Linked DNA regions of Homo sapiens: region 2 is linked to region 1. Evidence: read pairs that join two places in POLR2A ChIA-PET (ENCODE). Cell type or tissue: CD4-positive, alpha-beta T cell. All regions are shown on one strand. Links, peaks and the distances in the headings refer to the core of each region. The heading gives the core; the rest is flanking DNA.

Evidence for each region. Peaks named below come from ENCODE experiments on the same cell type or tissue, not always from the same donor. Only the 100,000 strongest peaks of a DNase experiment are listed, where the experiment ranks them.
Region 2: POLR2A ChIA-PET joins it to region 1 with 22 read pairs; 8 of 35 experiments call an interaction of 5 or more read pairs at or near these places.

What each region holds. Positions count from the first base shown.
Region 1 is chr5:56,685,146-56,689,539 of GRCh38, reverse strand. No RefSeq gene overlaps it. Among named protein-coding and RNA genes, the nearest start is that of C5orf67, 81 kb to the right of the region's middle. RefSeq lists an enhancer at 2,783-2,932. In CD4-positive, alpha-beta T cell, for the core only: no CTCF peak of the experiment used is centred there; no DNase peak of the experiment used is centred there; H3K27ac peaks cover 2,419 bases.
Region 2 is chr5:56,615,272-56,619,665 of GRCh38, reverse strand. No RefSeq gene overlaps it. Among named protein-coding and RNA genes, the nearest start is that of C5orf67, 11 kb to the right of the region's middle. In CD4-positive, alpha-beta T cell, for the core only: no CTCF peak of the experiment used is centred there; no DNase peak of the experiment used is centred there; H3K27ac peaks cover 1,163 bases.

The sequences.
Region 1 (4,394 bases), core at 254-4,253:
CGTGGCACTGGACATGGAAAATACCAGGGGTTAGTTGAAAAAACAAAAAAAGAAATAATTCTTGAAGGACCATACTGGGAAGGACCTGTGGATTGAAAGGAAAGTGGCCTTTCAAAGTCCCGGTGAGTGATCATCAGCTTTGAACCTGTGCCAAGACAGTCAGGGTAATGGTTGCTTGGCTCTTTCTAACCTTTGTAGCTAAGGCCACGGCTGCCCAATTTGTCTAGGACTTGGGGGACAATCTTGTTTTTGCAAAGAAACTGGAACCCAAAGTTATAGTCCACAGTCATCATGGTGACCTGGGTTTTCAACTCCACTGCAGGGCCTGCTCCATCTTGTAACTGGCCTTTTGCCTTATTTCCTTTTGACTAAAACTCCATTTTGGGCCTTAGGAACTGCCCCTTTGTTTTACAGTTATATTTGATTGAGTACTGGCTACTGTGCTGGCACTCAACCTCACTATCTCATCTGTTCCTCATAATAACCCTATGAGTAAAGCAATTATTCCCAGTTGATAGATAAGAAAACTGAGGCTTACAGAGTTTTTGTTTTCTTGCTTGCCACAAATTATGGGTCAGAGCCAGGGTTTAATCCAGGCATTTTACCCCCAGAGCCCAGTGCTCTGGTCAGTGTCTTTCCCCCCTGCACCGGCTTCAACATTCAATCTCTGCCCTAATTCTTTGCAGCCCTGATTACACTGGGATGATCCTCCTGTATGTGCTGCTTTTAGTCCAGCCATTGAATACCTTCTACATTGTCTGCCTCCCTCATCTTTTGCTGATGATGCTCAGGGGTCTGCCTGCTCCCTGGGTCATGGTCATCTGACATGGACTGGTCCTGCTGCTTAGAGAGAACTCTGCTGGTAGTCCCTGAGCTCTCCTGCAGAGCTCCAACCATAGCAAGGTTCTCTCTGACTTAATCTGCAGTGAACTGGAGTTATGTGGGTGTACTCATGAGGACAGGCTGGAAGCAGTGTTCAGCCAGATAAGATGTGCACTCAGGGTGTGATGTTGGCTGGAGTGTAGGATCAGGCCTTCAGTGACCCCAAGTAGAAATGAGTCCTGTAGATTTTATTTCTAGATGAGCTGAGGAAGGACATTTTCCCCTTTAACGGTGAATTGGGGTCACTCCTTATGGGAATTTTTGGTATGCCTTGAAGGATTCTGCAGCAATTCATCTTGCACATGGCCTGCCCTTGGAGTGTGGGGCCTGGGGCTGTACACTGACATCCTGTTTTGGTTGGGCAGAGGTTCTTAGCCCTCGCCATTCATCACAATCACCTGAGTAGTTCCTAGGAACAGCTGAGCCCTGCGAGGCATCCTCAGAAGTGCAGCTTCAGATGGCCTGGAGTGATATCTAGACATCCATAGTTTTATAGAAATGTGCATAGAAAAGTGCAAAAATCAGGTGATTTTAATGCCCAGCCTGTGTTGCTAACCCCTCATGTGCTGGGTGGTTCTTGGGCAGGAACAGGAGCAAGGCAGGGTGACCTGATATTTTGCACTTTTTTATGAGATGCTTAGTTAGCTGTGGCCACAAAAGGAGACAGAGGAGAAGCTCAGCAAAACAAAGTTTATGCTCACAGGTCCTCGTGACAGGAGGCATGGTCGTGCCATGCAGGGGCACATGGAAAAACACCAGGGTGGTAGGAAGCAGAAGATAGGAACTGGGGGAAGATTTGGCCAGTGCCCCCAATAAATGGGGTTTTCATGAGAAAGGCAGGGCAGGGTAGACAGTTTAGGATTGGCTAGTTTGAATTATTTGGGGCAGCCTCTAAGATAGAGGGGTGGCCCCTAGTTGCCTGATACCTGGCCCTGGGTTAATTAAGGCAGAGGAATATTGCCTCCTTGGGTGCACAGGCAAGACTGGGTAGTTTTCTTATGAAAGGCTGGATTGGCTCATTTTCATATGAAAGGCTGAGCCCTTTGCCATCTCTAAGAATTGACTAGCCCCAAGAGAAACAGCCTCTTTCCAGCTAGAAAATAAAATAAAATTACACACACATGCGTGTGCACACACACACACAAAACCTGAGAAGAAAATAAATCGTTAATGTTGCTTTGCATTGTGAACCTTGAATATTGAGGAATGTAAATCTGATCAAAAAAAAGAAGGCTAGGCTCAGTGGCTCATGCCTATAATCCCAATACTTTGGGAGGCTAAGGCAGGAGGATTGCTTGAACCCAGAAGTTTGAGGCTGCAATGAGCTGTGATCCTGTCACTGCACCCCAGCCTGGATGACAGAGTGAGACCCTGGCTTAAAAAATAACAATAATAATAATACATAATAATTTTTTAAAAATTTAAAAATGAAAAAGAGCCAGGTAGATTCCTTAAAGTGTCCCAGAATGCTAGAGGAAGCTCACCATGTACTTGAAAGGTACCATGAGCCAGAGATTTAGAGAGGACACTGTAGCTGGGAGGCTGTTCTATGGGACTGGGAGTTGCTCAGCAGCAGCATGCATGAGGGAGCGTGCTTGGCTGGCAGGCTGCAAACTCTGAATTCTATGTGAATGTGGCCCCCAAGTTGCCCTGAAGCTTTGGACTGTTGTCTAATGAACTGCTCAAATGTGTTCAACTCTAGTAATCAGAGCTGCAAAGGCAGAAATGTGCTGGTGGGTGGGGGTGGGGGGGTGGGGAGAGAAATTTGGTAATTGGTTCCAGCCTGTGAAAGGCCAAGTAAAAGCGTGGATCATTATTTAAAGTGCAGTGGTCTTTGGATGATGGTTATGATGGTCCACATTTGATGCAAAAGAAAGCCAAATATATTTTAAACAGGATTCAAGAAATACAAAGTTAAGGATTTTCTTAGCAGAAAAGTAGAAAAGTGTGCATGCTGTTTACTTAGTTTTGCTCACATTTTTTTTTTTTTTAACTTTTTCAGTTCCTGTTTTTTAGCTTTTGTTTTTAAGCCTGTGGGCTCTCAGGGTCAAACTTAGGTTAATTGACGTGTTTTTTAAATCAAAGTTTTGAGATAAACCAAACTTTCATAGCTAGATAGTAAAGCCCTGATCACAAGGGTTTTAAAATCAAACAGGGGGTCTTTGCACACACGGAGCTCTGTGGCTTTGTGTCTGCATATGCATATGGCTACGTGTGAAGGCAGGAGTAAATGTTCCTTCAACTTGCTGAGCCTCCTCTGTAAATTGAGGGGTTTGGAACAGTGACCTGTAACTACAGAATATGGGCTAACAGTTGTTGGGCGCTTACTGTATGCCAGACACTAAATTCTTAACATGGATTATTTTATTTACTCCTCACCATGTTCCTAGATGTCCATACTATTATGATCACTGCCTCTGTTTAGAGATTAGGAACTGAGGTTTAGGGAGGTTAAGTAACTTTCTCAAGGTCACACAGCTAGTGAAGGCTGGAGCTGGGATTTTGATCCCAGACCCCATGATGATAATCACTCTGCTTACATGACCTCCCAAAATAACTTTGTCTCCACTTTGTTAAGATGAGTTCTCCAAGGCCAGCCCTCCACTGAGCCTATTTCCTCCTAGCCAAGTTGCGTTTTGTCATCTGTGCTGAGACATGAGTGGTTACACTGGGTCATGACTGTTAGGCCAACAGGTTAAGCTAATTCCAAATGTGGATAACTGAGTAAGAAGGACTTTAAGTTAGCTTTTCTTGATAACAGGAATGTAAGACTGTGAGCTGGAAGGAACACTACAGAATGAATCATTTTCATTAACAGCAACTTGCTGGTGCACCCATGTTCATAGCAGAGCTATTCACAATAGTCAAGAAGTAGAAGCCACACAAAGTGTATACGGATGGATGAATGAATAGACAAAATGTGGTATTTGCATGAGTAGAATACTATTCAGCCTTAAAAAGGAAGTTACTACATGGATGAACTTCAAGGACATTATGCTAAGTGAAACAAGCCAGTCACAGAAGGACAAATACTGTATGACTTCACTTCTATGAGATATCTAGAGTATGTGAAGTCATAAAAATAGAAGGTAGAAGGTGGCTGCCAAGGGCTGGGGAAGGGAGAAACAAGGAGTTGTTTAATGGATAGAAAATTTTAGTTTTGCAAGATGAAAAGGTTCTGGAGACTCATTGTACAACAGTGCAAATATACTTAACACTATTGAACTGAACAGTGAAAATGGCTAACATGATTAATTCTATGTATATTTCACCACAATTAAAACACAAACAAATAAAAGAATAAGTAACATTCTTGATCTGTGCACTGAAAATTGGTCTTAAGCCAAAATAACCTTACTGTCACATACCTTTAAAGAGATGCTTACAGTCTTTCTTTATGGGGGGAATTGTGAACATGAATTTAATGATTTGTCTTGAATGTTAATTTATTACTCTGAGTTTATTGTGCATCTATAGTGGTTAGAGGGCACAATAATTGTACCTACAGCATA
Region 2 (4,394 bases), core at 271-4,270, 70 kb after region 1:
TGTACTTTTAGTACATACAATTTTTAAGTATTTTAAGAAGTTAAATGGAAAACTATAATAAATATGGTGAAAAGTGATTTTATTGTAATAAACTGACAAAAGTACAGGTGTACATCAAGAAAATTAATTTAGTGTAAAAAGTATTAATAAAAGCAAAGCAAATGATTTTATATGTTGGCTCAAATACAAAATTAAGACAATAATTATAAAGAGAACACATAGGAGCCAAAAAGAGGCAGCTTTTAAAAAAATAGGATGCAAAGCCCAGAAACAGACCCAAGCACATATAGAAATCCAACATGTAAAAGCAATGATAGCTCTTATTTTGATCACATTTACTAGGTACATTGCTGCTTGAACTTAAATTAACTCCTGATTTAAATGTAGAATGAAGCCATAAATATAAGACTCAGAATGCAGCTTAAATGTCACTTCCTACAGGAAGTTTTCTTTGACGTCCCTGGAAGTCCATAAATGCTCCTGCTGTGGGCTTCCAAGCAGCCTATATATTCCCCATTACTACAGATAACATTCTTCATAGCAGTTCTGTGTTCAAATCCACCCCATTCTAACCCCCTAGAAGACTATGAGCTCAATGAAGGTATGGTACTATTCTTGTTTTTGTGTTTTGAGACAGGATCTCTCCCTGTAGCCCAGGCTGGAGTGCAGTGGTGTGATCACAGCTTACTGTAGCCTCCAACTCCTGGGCTCCAGCAATCCTCATGCCTCAGTCTCTTAAGTAGCTAGGGCTACAGGTACATACCACCATGGCCGGCTAATTTTTTTTTTTCATTTTTGCAGAGACAGAGTCTCACTATTTAGCCCATGCTGGTCTCAAACTCCTGGGCCTCAAGCAATCCTCCTGCCTACGCCTCCTGAGTCGCTGGGATTACCCATACGAGGCATTACACCCAGCCCCTTATTTTATCTTATTCACTAGCAAAGTGGAGAGTGCCTGGCACAGAGTAGGTGTTCAATAAACATATGTTAAATTCACACATAAATAATCAGAGAAATGGATTTCAATTTGATATGGGGCAGGCCTATGAAAGCAAAAGCCATAGCAGCAAATAATTGAATAATTGACTACATCAGACACAAAAACACAATAATTCTATAACCAGAGAAAAGGCAAATGGCAAAATTGAGAAAATGTATGGTATTGAGATAGAAGAATAGGGAATTAGGGTAACCAGGGGTTAAGGCATAAGCAAGGGAACAGCAGGTGCAGCCAGTTCTAGGCAAGATTAGGCAGTAAACAGGCCACATATTCACTCCTGTGACAACAAGACAGAAGTCTCCACTTCAGCCTCGGACTGGTCGTAGGGCAATCCTTCATAGGGTGTAACCAATTGGAGGCCTGTAAAGGGCACCTACGGGTGTTACCAAGTTTTTTGTTTTAGCTTAATAAAAACCCTAAAGAACATTGCAATGGGGTGGGGGTGGCTCTTGAGCCGCTTGCTAGAGCCTGCTCACACTCTGTGGAGTGTACTTTTGCTTCAATAAATCTGTGCTTTTGTTACTTTTTTCTTTTGTTGCTTTGTTTGTGTGTTTTGTTCAACTCTGTTCAACAAGCCAAAAACCTGGACAACTTACAGTCAAGACCTTTCATTTGGTAACAGTATTAAAATGTTAGGCAAAGAGTTACTATCCCTCACTTACAAAAAGCTCTTATAAGTCAATAAGGAAAAAATGAGCAAAGTAATTTCATACCCACTTCATATATATGCACAAATTTATTATGTCTCGTGGTTCTGTGAATTAATGGGCCTCAGCTGGACAATTCTTGCTTGGCATCTTTCATGAAGTTGCAGGCAGGTGTTGGCTGGGGCTGCACAACCAATATGGCTGACTGGCATGGTCAGCAGCTCCTGATGGCCGATGGTTGACAGCCCAGATGAGGCTGTTGACCAGAGTGCCTATGTGTGGCTTCTCATGAGTTTTGAGCTTCTCACAGTGAGATGCTGGGTCCATCCTAACAGTGAGTATTCCAACAGATCCGGGGGAAACTGCACAGCCCTAGTAACTAGCCTCAAAAGTTATGCAGCCCCATTTCTGCCATATTTGTTGTCCAGCTAGGCGCCAAGGATAGCTCAGATTTCCAGATGGAATTAGATTCCCATCTTGATGGGGGAAGCAGCCCATGTGTCTAGGAAGTGCAGGCATTGATGGCAGCCATCTTTGGAAGCTATCTACCACACCCACATATCTGTTGCCTGCTTATTGAACTATCCTGGACAAAAGTGCTCAGATTTCTGTCCCAGGAAAGGTGCACATCTGTTCTACTGGATCTTGGTTTGAAACCACTTGGTGTTCAGTGGCCGTGTAATTTGTGCTCTGCTCTGCTCATGGTTTTATTATTTTTCTTTAAATCATAATTTCTTTTTCAAAACCAGCTTACTCCTAGAAATCTGTAGTGACTTTTTTTTCTTTTTTCAAATGACTAGCTTTGATATTCATCCTTAAGTTCATCTAGACAGTGAAGGTGGCTTTTGAAAAATGATGACCAGGTCTGCTTCCTCCCACCTTTTTGAATTGTCCCTTGCAGTTCTCAAGTTACAGGAAATTTTGTCATGTTTGCTTGCAGTGTGTGTGTGTGTGTGTGTGTGTGTTTGTGTGTGTGTGTGTTGGGGGAGTGTCACTTCACTAGGAAAGCTCTTTGAATTTGAAAGACAGTTTTGCATTTATTTGAAAGCTTTTATTTGTGAGCTTGAGTAGTCCAAAGTGTCCTTGTGTACAAGCCCCGCCTTTGCTAATTCCTATTATTATCTTGCTACAGAAGGTCATGCCAACTGCTTAATTACATGGAAAGTTATGAAACAGCTAGGGCACCAGAACATTGTTCAACTGTGGGCTCCTAAAGGAAAATAAACTCTTCTTACACTGAGAATGGCTGCCAATAACCAGGCAAGTTTGTCTGTTTGTGGCCACATGTATAGCTCGCTTGTATAAAGGCATTCTGTGCCTGGGCAAAAATCCTGGATTCACCTTTGCTAACAGCACCAGCATCTTAGTACAATAGAACCCTTTTAATTCAGAGAGAGATTATATCTGACTACTTCAAGTCAGACTTTTCCTTTCATTGAATGTAAACAATAAAACCTCTCTATGAAAGCTTTCCTGCTTCACTCAGAAATAGGCTAGTATGTTTCGTGGTATATCCCTAATCAACCGTTGGTGCGGTAAAAATGTTCATTTATTAGAGACGATTATGTAGTTTAGGTTCCTATAATCCACCTGCCCCTCAGTGATCTGCCTTCAGGAAAAAACAATCTGTGCAAAGAAAATTCATGTTCAGAGAAGTGAGGGCTTTTCATTTGGTTCAACCTGTCAGATTCTTGTTTTGGTCTAATTCTCACCTTGAAAACAAACAGCATCGCCTTTGCTTTGTCCGCCTTTATGCAAAGACCATGCTAATTCTAAGTAAACTCCTTGGAGAGTTAGGCATTGAAAGAGAAACAGAAACAGACCCCTTGAGAAAGAGTTTTTCTCCTGAAGAAGTATTTTTTACAAGGAATAACTGGGATAGCCACTAACTCTTGCTTCTACAGGAAACAGCTTGCCCTGCTGCAGAGGGTGGGGCGCTCTCTTATTTCTCTAAACACTTTTGGAGAAAAAAAAAAAATCAGGCTCCAGTGCCAAAAGACAACTTTAACCCTCAAATCCCAGAACCTAAGGTCAACCAAAGGTCACACATGCAGTGCTTAAAACAGAAGGTTGGCAAGCTCTCTCTCCAGGCAGTATCTGTCCCTGCTGAAATCGAGGCCATGGAAACAGGGCTTGTGCATTCTAAGTCCAAGGTACCTGTGATTTATGAAGTGGTGTTAGGCACTGGTCAGGACATAAAGTTAAATACTGAAAAAGGCTCCTGCTCCCACGGCTGCCCTTCCTTCTTGAAACCTAATTTAGACCATATCAAAGTTTTTATAAAGACATTCCTGATACCATTGTGCTGTAAATCCTGTCTGATCCAACCTTCAAATATTTATGTAAACTGAAATATGTCTGGAAAGAAGTCAAAACAAAACAAATATGCCACACCATCTCATTCCAGCAGGTCCTTCCTTCCTCATTTACATTCAAGCGTAAACCTCTCCAACTGGCTTCCAACTGTTAGGGCTGATTAATTAGTGATAATTGCAGAGACTATTTCTTTGAATGCCCTGATGGTCTTATGTCTTGCAACCAATTTAGCCTGGAGTTTTTAGCACGTGTGAAATGCGTTGGTAGCATTAAAAAAAAAATCATTACAGATAAGTGCAGTTGGTTTAGTCTTCCTGTGCCAGCTGTACCAATAATTAGTGCTTTTGAAATATCTACAGGTTGGTCCCAATGTATTCCTTAAGCTCCGCACTCAGCCTTTGCTTTTACTCTGTCATTAGAGTGGGCTGTTT